Linked DNA regions of Mus musculus: region 1 is linked to region 2. The links are chromatin contacts, found by Hi-C or POLR2A ChIA-PET in ENCODE. All regions are on one chromosome and are shown on one strand. Each heading gives the region's core, a stretch centred on a gene start or an enhancer-like site at or near the end of the contact. The rest is flanking DNA. Distances are from core to core; before and after follow the strand shown. Region 1 holds the start of E030011O05Rik (RIKEN cDNA E030011O05 gene). Region 2 holds the start of Zbtb38 (zinc finger and BTB domain containing 38).

Region 1 (3,868 bases), core at 605-3,104, 33 kb after region 2:
AGGATCAAACCAGGGACTTGGACACATTGGGCAAGGAGTCTCACACTGAACTATACCCCCCAGCCTTGAATCTGAATGAATGAATGAAAAACAGTTACCCCCAACTAACCTGCATTGTCGCATGACCAAGAGGTAAACACTATTGTGTTTGAGCCAATCTATATTTGGGTTCTATAATAGCAATAAGCCTGTCAGGACATTTGTCCTCTTTGACACAACTGTTGCCTTTGTGTGCAGAAGTATCTGGGCCCTGTACCACCCTTTTCTTTATTATTCTAAAACTTTAAAAAAAAAGTAGAATTAGAGACTTAAATATACGACTCACCAAAGTATTTGTCACACAGCACTCAGCTCTTTCAGCCACAGGAACAGTAGGACGTCATGGCCTCAATTCAAGACAGCTCGGTCTGTAAAATTATATTTAAAAAGTAAAACACAAGACCTACAAACCATATATTAAAGTGCGATAGTTAATCACACAGGGAGTTTGTTCACAATGAATTTGTGTTTCCATTAAATGACAAACTTCTGCATTGCCTTAAAGTAAGGTCCATTTTTTATAGTGCCCGAAACCACATTAATGTATGAAGAACAGACAGTGTGCTGTTCTTCATACATTAATGAAGAACACACAGAAAATAGACGCTCACTCGGGAGGTGACTTGAGAAGCCAGAAGAACAGAGGGAAATCTATATCTATGCCTGTCTGCTCCGCAGTTCTCATGCATGTGCATAAAATGCTTTTCACAGAAACTGAAATTTCCTGAGTAGAAACTTCTAGAACATATAAATGACAGGTTTTGCCTAGACCTAGGAGGTTTTAGACAAAACTAAAACAGACAACCTACGTTTCACCTTTGCGCTTAACCTCCCCGCGGCAGCGTTAAGAGGAAACAAAGAACCCTAACCAGGACAGCCCTGAGACGATGAAGGTGCATCAGCCTGAGTGGTGAACAAGCTCCCATGGCAGACTGAGGACCCTTCCTAACAGGCTTGCCATTCTTCCCCCAGGCCCCCAAAGTGGGAAAGTACTATTTGGCAGCATATGTTTGCCTAGAATGGGGCTTGCTTTTAAGTCTCATCACCCCATAGAAGATCCATGAAGCAAGCAGTCCAGACCCCCAAACAAACATTTTGGCCTTCTTGAAGCAGGGCTCAGGTTGGGAGAGAAAACGAGGAGCCTGGTCCCTGGTGTTCCCCCTGAGTAGCTTTTGCTTCTGCACTCTTGTTTGGCTCTGTGGGGAAGAGAGAGAGAGCAGGCCCCTCTGAGGCTGTATTTAGAAAGAGTCCCAAAGGCTGTCCCCACACCCTCTCTGGGTCTCGGCCTGCCAGGCCCAGCTCTCAGGAGCAAGATGGCGCCCATAATGCTGGGCCATGACTGAGGGGCTAAGGGTGGGCCTTCACTTACTCGGAGGTGCTGGCTCCTTGGAAGCCCACACTCTGCCAACTCCCTGGGCTCAGGAGTTACCAACCGCATTCGTCCTCTGGATTCCTCAACTCCTGGTTGAGATGTGCTCCACATAATTTTCTCATGACGTCACTCATTCTGACTGCTTAGATTTGGAAAGTTGATCTATAAGAAAAGGCCGCCTTACGGCTTAAAAAGAAGAAGAAAAAAGGTTAAGATGGGTTGTGGGGAGATGGGGAGAGCACAGCAGTGAGCTCCCGGTTTTGAGATTTGCTGCCGCTATGAGAACCACTCCCTGGCCAGGTTCCTGGCTGCAAACCGAGGCCAGTGGCAAGCCGTGGGTGACGTCAGGGCCAGGCCTGAGTCATAGCCAGTGGCCCGGCTGCCCTGCCACTCGGAAAGGGACAAAAGGAACCTTTGATGTCCAGAGGCCCTCCTCTCTTGCAGGCTGGCTGCGCTGAACAGCAGGCCAGAACATTCCAGCTGTCTCCCCGCCCCACCCGCCTCCCTTCCTCCTTCCGGAACAGTCCCAGACAGATTCAACAAGGCCTCCCTGAAGGGCATCGCCCTCCTGTACAGCCAGGGTGAGACCACTCTCTGTAACCGAGAAGCCTGGAAGAACAGGGGTTCCCCCAGGACCCTCTCACTTCCCCTATCACGTATCTTCCTTCTTGTAGCTCTCACCTTAGCAGAGTCTTAATGGTATTTAAAGACGAGGAAAGATGGACTCACTGTCACTGTCCCTGGGCAGCCCCCAGTGCTTGGGGCGTGTTTGCTTCTCCATGTGCTGTGGAAGCAGGCCTCAGCTCTCTGCTCTCTTCAGCCTGGGTCTCAGTGGCTTTTGTCTTGGAAGACCTAGTCATACCCCAGTACCTGGCATGAAGCTTACTAAGTACACTATGAATGAATGAATGAATGAATGAGTGAGTGAGTGAGTGAGTGAGTGAGTGAGTGAGTGAGTGGTTGAATGAAAACTTTAAAATAAATGTGGAGGGCATATACTGAAAACTTACTGTGAATGTTTAAGTCTCCACGGTAAATACTTTATGTCAGTATTTCACTTTTTGTGACAAAGCTGTGCTTCCTACATCTATAGATGAGGAAACGGGTTCTCAGATTCGTCTCTTAAGTCTCACAGCTAATCAGTGGCAGAGCCTGGGTTGTCAGACCTCAAATCCTCTTTTAGCTTCCAAGTTGAGAGGCTGGCGTGAATGAAGGGCTGCCGACTGATGCGCCTCCCAGGGGAGGAAAGACAAGAATAAAGGTCTTGAAACCTGGCCAACCCTACAGGAACACTGCAGACCCATCAGGTATGTTCTATCTAGGTGAGGTAGGCCTCCTGTGCTCTTGATGGGCCAATACCACAGGCTTGACAAGCGACCGGTCTGTCCTGAGAAACTGGAGCCAGACAAAGCAAGGGAAGCCCAGTGGCCGAAGCTCTGGAGTGTGGTGGGAGAGCTACGGCAGGCAGAGCACCTCAGAGGAAGCCATGGCCACCTCGCCGTTGTCTTCCTGAACTCCACGTGCAGCAGTGAGATTAAAGGGCTGGGCCTGGGCAGGTTGGAAAGCTAAGGGGGAAAGGACACAGGAATGTTCTGGAGAACTGGAAGGCCCACATGAGGAGGTGAAGCAAATGTGTTTTCTGAGGACAAGAAGGGGCCTCAGCCTAACAGAAGCAGCACCGTTCTTAGGCTATCTCTGTCCCACTGGGAATAGTGATGAGGCTAGATCACATTGAGAGCCCCTGCTGTGCTCTAAGTGCCAAGGCAGGGGTGTCAGGAAGAAAGTCTGCTCAAGACTTGGGTCCCCATCAGGATGGGCTCCTTGGCACCTTCTCCACGGTGGTGGCTTGTGATTCTGTCTTGTACTTTTCCATGACTCTCCAATGCCTCATTTCAAGAGGAAGACAAAAGTCAGGAATTTCCAGCCCTGTAGGAAAGGCACTGGAGACTTAGGTATCAGTGACTGTGGTTTCATAGTGTTTCCTCTCTCTGGAGGCGGGGCAGGTTCAGGTCATGGGACCTCTCACCATGGCTCATAGAGCCTGCCTCTGGTGAGCACCTTTTCCTGAGAGCTCTGCGGTTCTGGTTCCGTTCCGTGATTCTCGGGAATCACGCTTGTTTAGTGGAGTTGGGATCCGTGGAATTAGCAGATAATCTCAGAGGAGAACCCCGCATGCTCTTCATCAAAGGAGAAGTGATAACAGCCAGTGTCTACAGAAGTGCCACCGGTGCCTCTCTGCTCTGCTTCCCTGGGGACAGGGTGGGGCAGGGGGCGGGGAGGGGGGGTGGTCTAGCCCACTCCACAGACACCAGTCTTTATTTCTTTAATAAGAAGACTAGTGGTTCACTGTTTTCCACTGTACCTAGTGACAGGGCAAACAGAGAAGGAAAAGAAAAGCAAAAGTAAACTAAAGCAAGCTGCAGAACCTTGCTTTGCAGATGCTGAGGTTGATGCTAA
Region 2 (3,809 bases), core at 569-3,068:
CTGCACAGAGGCCTGGCACACCGTGTGTTCTTAATAACAGACTGCTTGAGAGTCGTGGAAATTTCGTAGTACACAAACCTGGCAGGTCGAACTCATGATTCAGTAACCTTGAGGATTCTTTTAGAAACTGCCATTTCTTATTTCATGCTGACTAAGGAAAGACATAGACCTCAGTTACCTCAGAACACGCCAGCCTTGACGGAGTTAGCTTCTGTGCTTTGGCAGAAATCACTCGGAAATCCTTGGTTCTGAGCCCGCCATGTCTTCCATATCAAGATCTAAGAGAAGATGAAAGTGCAGGGATTCAGGACTAGTGTCTAGGATTCAGGACTAGTGTCTAGGACTCAGGACTAGTGTCTAGGATTCAGGACTAGTGTCTAGGATTCAGGACTAGTGTCTAGGATTCAGGACGAGTGTCTAGGATTCAGGATTTCAGCCACAAAAGTCATTGCCGTTAGTATATGTGAGGTGCCTTTAGGACATCGGGAACTCCACCAAGTGCTCTCAGCGGATGGGTAAATCTCCGTAACACCCCTCAGCTGTAGGGAACAGTTCCCCATTTTACAGCTGCAAACAGTGCCGTGAACCTGTTTCTGGAGGTCACCCTGGGTGAGTGTCGGGATTCAAACCCAGGTTAACATCAGCACAAACCCAGTCTGATTTGGGTGCAAAATCCCCACCACAGAACGCTAAATTGGAGTCTTAAAGGCTTTTTTGACAGTGACCCATTTTATTACAAATGATGTTATATAAGCCAAAGGCTTCATTAAACTATGCTTATCTGTACTGTGTGCAACGGTTACTTTTTCTAGTCTTTTCGCACTATATATTCTAATCTTTTCAAAATTTTCAGCAATGACCCATCAAAGGAATTCTAATGCGTGTTTGGTCCTGGAAAAACACTGGTAGAAGGCCTATCATCCTAGCAGTCAGTCAACCGCTGCAAGTGGCAAGTTCGAAACCAGCTTGGGCTAACCTATTAACCATTCTAGGCTCCTTAACCAGACCCTGTCACAAAACACAAACTCTGCTCTTTGATCTTAGCTACTGTAAGACGCTATAAGTTTCTCTGAAACCACAACAAAACGAGTCTTTCCAGCCACGCGAACCAGAGCAAGCACTTGAGCTTCCCAATTAGGTGAATGCCCTTTAACCTTTCAAATATGCATACGCAACATAAACGGTTATCATTTAGAACCGATCATTACAAGGGTTTTCCAATCAGGCCCAATATCCAGAATGGGAACCAGGCACTTACCCACCGCAAAGCAGGAGTTATAAAGTGGAAGCGCAGACAGATTAAAATCTCAGGTTATTTATCAGCTAACCTGCAAAGAGGTGTCTAAAGGCTGACTGTTGAATTGTCCCAACGGACAGACGGCTGCAGCAAGCAGGAGCAGGAGGCCAAGGCTGCAACCCCTGGAGGCAGGGCCCTGCCTTTGAACATCCGGTTCAATTCCAGGGGCTTGGTGTCGCACTAGGATCTCATCGCGAACGGGTAGGGTCAGGAAGCAGCCCGGGTTTGCGCTTCACCGGAGGGGAGGCGCGACAGTCCCGAGCCCCAGGTGCGCGTCACTCCCCGCTGCCCCCCTGCAGCCGAGCCTGGTGGGGCGGGACGCGGGCACCTGCGGACGCTGGCTGCTCCGTAGGCTCCGCTCCGCTCCGCGTCCGCTGCAGCCCGGCGCGAGCGCTGCCCACCGGCTCCCGCCTCCCCACCTCCACGCCCCGGAGTCGCGCGGACCCCGCGCACTTACGGGGCTCCGCTCCGCCGCCCGCGCGCTTCCCGCGGGGTCCATGGCGCTTCCGGACCTGCGAGTCCGGCCGCAGCGCCGCCCAGAAAATGGACGCCGGCGGCTGGGCCCGGACGCCCCGGTCTGCCCCTGGTGCAGTGCAGGCCGGACGGTCGCTCGACCTCGGGCGCCGACGCGCAGGGCTTCCGGGACGCTGCAGGCCGCGAGGCTCCCGCACCCCCCGGCGCCACTGCGGCAGAGCCAGGCTCGCACAGATGCTGCGCAGCCACCGAGCAGGCCCCGGGCACCCTATGCAGTTTTAACCCGCACCAAATTCTGAGAACAGGGTGTCACCTGTGCTTTCTCATGGCTGTCAGGGGACGCCTGGATTATTTCCCACCATGGTATAAGAACTGTTTCATGCAATGAAAAAAATAAAAGCCACCGACTGCCCGCTGACATCCTTCCCACACAGATTCGCAGTGTGGCACCTACTGCCCCACGCACACCTAAGTGCAGGTGTTTGTTTTGAACCATCCAGCATTGAGTCTTTAGTATTTTTTGTTTGTTTTTAGTTTTTGATTTTGTGTGTGTGTGTGTGTGTGTGTGTGTGTGTGTGTGTCCTTTGGAAAACGACTCGCTCCCTGGCAAAACCTTAAGGTTTTGAAAAAGGGTATTTTCCTGGAATACAGTACTTGCCATTTATGCACCCCAGTTCCTTGACCAAACATTAAGAATATGATCATTTTGGTGAGCTGAGTAGATTTTTAATACTATATGCAAAGTAAAGCCCCATAAACGATGCAGGAAGAATGGTGTCACTTAAAAAAATGCAGAGTTGTGAAGGCTGACAGGTTGGGCAACGTGCATACACATGTAACGAGCAGTTCCCGACCTTCTCGATGCCAAACACCCTTTTATTCTCTCGCTCCATAGGCCAGTGTTCACAGATTAACTCCACTAAACTGCATGTATTAAGTAATGATTCATCTTCCCCTTAAAAAAAAAGGGAGCTTGAATGTTTTTGTCTACATAACTGCCAATGAGAACTTCCACAAGACCTGATCTAACTTGTTGGCAATGGTAGATACCAGCCTTAAAAAACAAAACTGAAGAAACTCGTGGTCTAATTGCCTGTTTGTGTTTCCATTGAGGCTTTTAGAAACTCTGAAGATGATTTTAAAATTCGGGAAAACTGGTGCACAAAGACTGGGAAGTCTGTAAGCTGTATGGCTGTGGCTGATTCCCTGGGACCGGTGGGAGGTAGCGGGCAAGGTTGGTTGGCCTTCTGGATTCAGCAGGCCTGTGTTGACAGCCTAGGTTTGTTGCTATGTACGGCCACTTCTCTGACCTTCAGCTTTGGTACCTAACATGCAATATGTTTTAGTATTAATGTCTACCTCCTAGGTGATTTTTTTAAATTGAATTAAATAATACACGTGGATCATTTACAATAGCACCTAGCATTGTAAGTGCTCTCTAACTTCAGACACGTCTGAGCATTGAAGGTTAACTATTCTGAGTTAGGGCTTCTGTTGTTTATAGTGGTTTTACATTGGTGATCTGCTAGGGTCACTTGGGACCTATGACCTAAGTCTGACTCCAGGGTGTTCGGGGAAGTGTCTTGATCAGATCCTGTCAACGGTGTGTGAGTAGTGAAACTTGGCTCTGGCTTTAAGAGTCAGTGTGTGGATGGCTCCTTACCTCTAGCGGGCCATCACAAACACTTGCAATTTTTTCTCATGGGAGCCAAATATTTCTCCAGAAGCAAGCATATTTCCTCACATTGTTTTAAGAACTGAACTATCACAGCAATGGCTTGAAGCTTATGTAATAAGCCAGTCGTTCAAAAATTTCCATCCTTCCTCATAACCAGACTCTCAATCATCCTTCTGAGTGTGGGGGAACTATTTGGAAATTTCCGGAAACATCCCATCTTATCATAAGTACGCTCTTTTCTGTAAAGTTTCCTTTACAATGTTCTGAAATTACTACATGTGATGTTTTCTTTGTAATAATTCCCATTTTAATGCATTTTAAGAGGAAAAAGGAGAATCTAAGACTTTGTCTCCTTACCCT

Evidence for each region. Hi-C counts contacts between places; a loop is a spot of excess contacts on that map. ChIA-PET counts read pairs that join two places held with the same protein, here RNA polymerase II (POLR2A).
Region 1: a loop to region 2 is called in a map of heart, with 5 times the contacts of the local background. The contact joins the promoter of E030011O05Rik here to the promoter of Zbtb38 in region 2. A Hi-C loop is called at or near these places in 10 of 37 maps with a recorded cell type or tissue (CH12.LX, adrenal gland, heart and 2 more). POLR2A ChIA-PET finds 5 or more read pairs at or near these places in 4 of 5 experiments (Patski and embryonic stem cell).

Annotation. Positions count from the first base shown.
Region 1 is chr9:96,750,977-96,754,844 of GRCm38, forward strand. It overlaps E030011O05Rik (RIKEN cDNA E030011O05 gene), which reads right to left and starts at 1,855. Exons shown (of 4, transcript NR_015511.2): 1 at 1,409-1,855; 2 at 326-407.
Region 2 is chr9:96,718,032-96,721,840 of GRCm38, forward strand. It overlaps Zbtb38 (zinc finger and BTB domain containing 38), which reads right to left and starts at 1,819. Exons shown (of 3, transcript NM_001359959.1): 1 at 1,755-1,819; 2 at 179-278.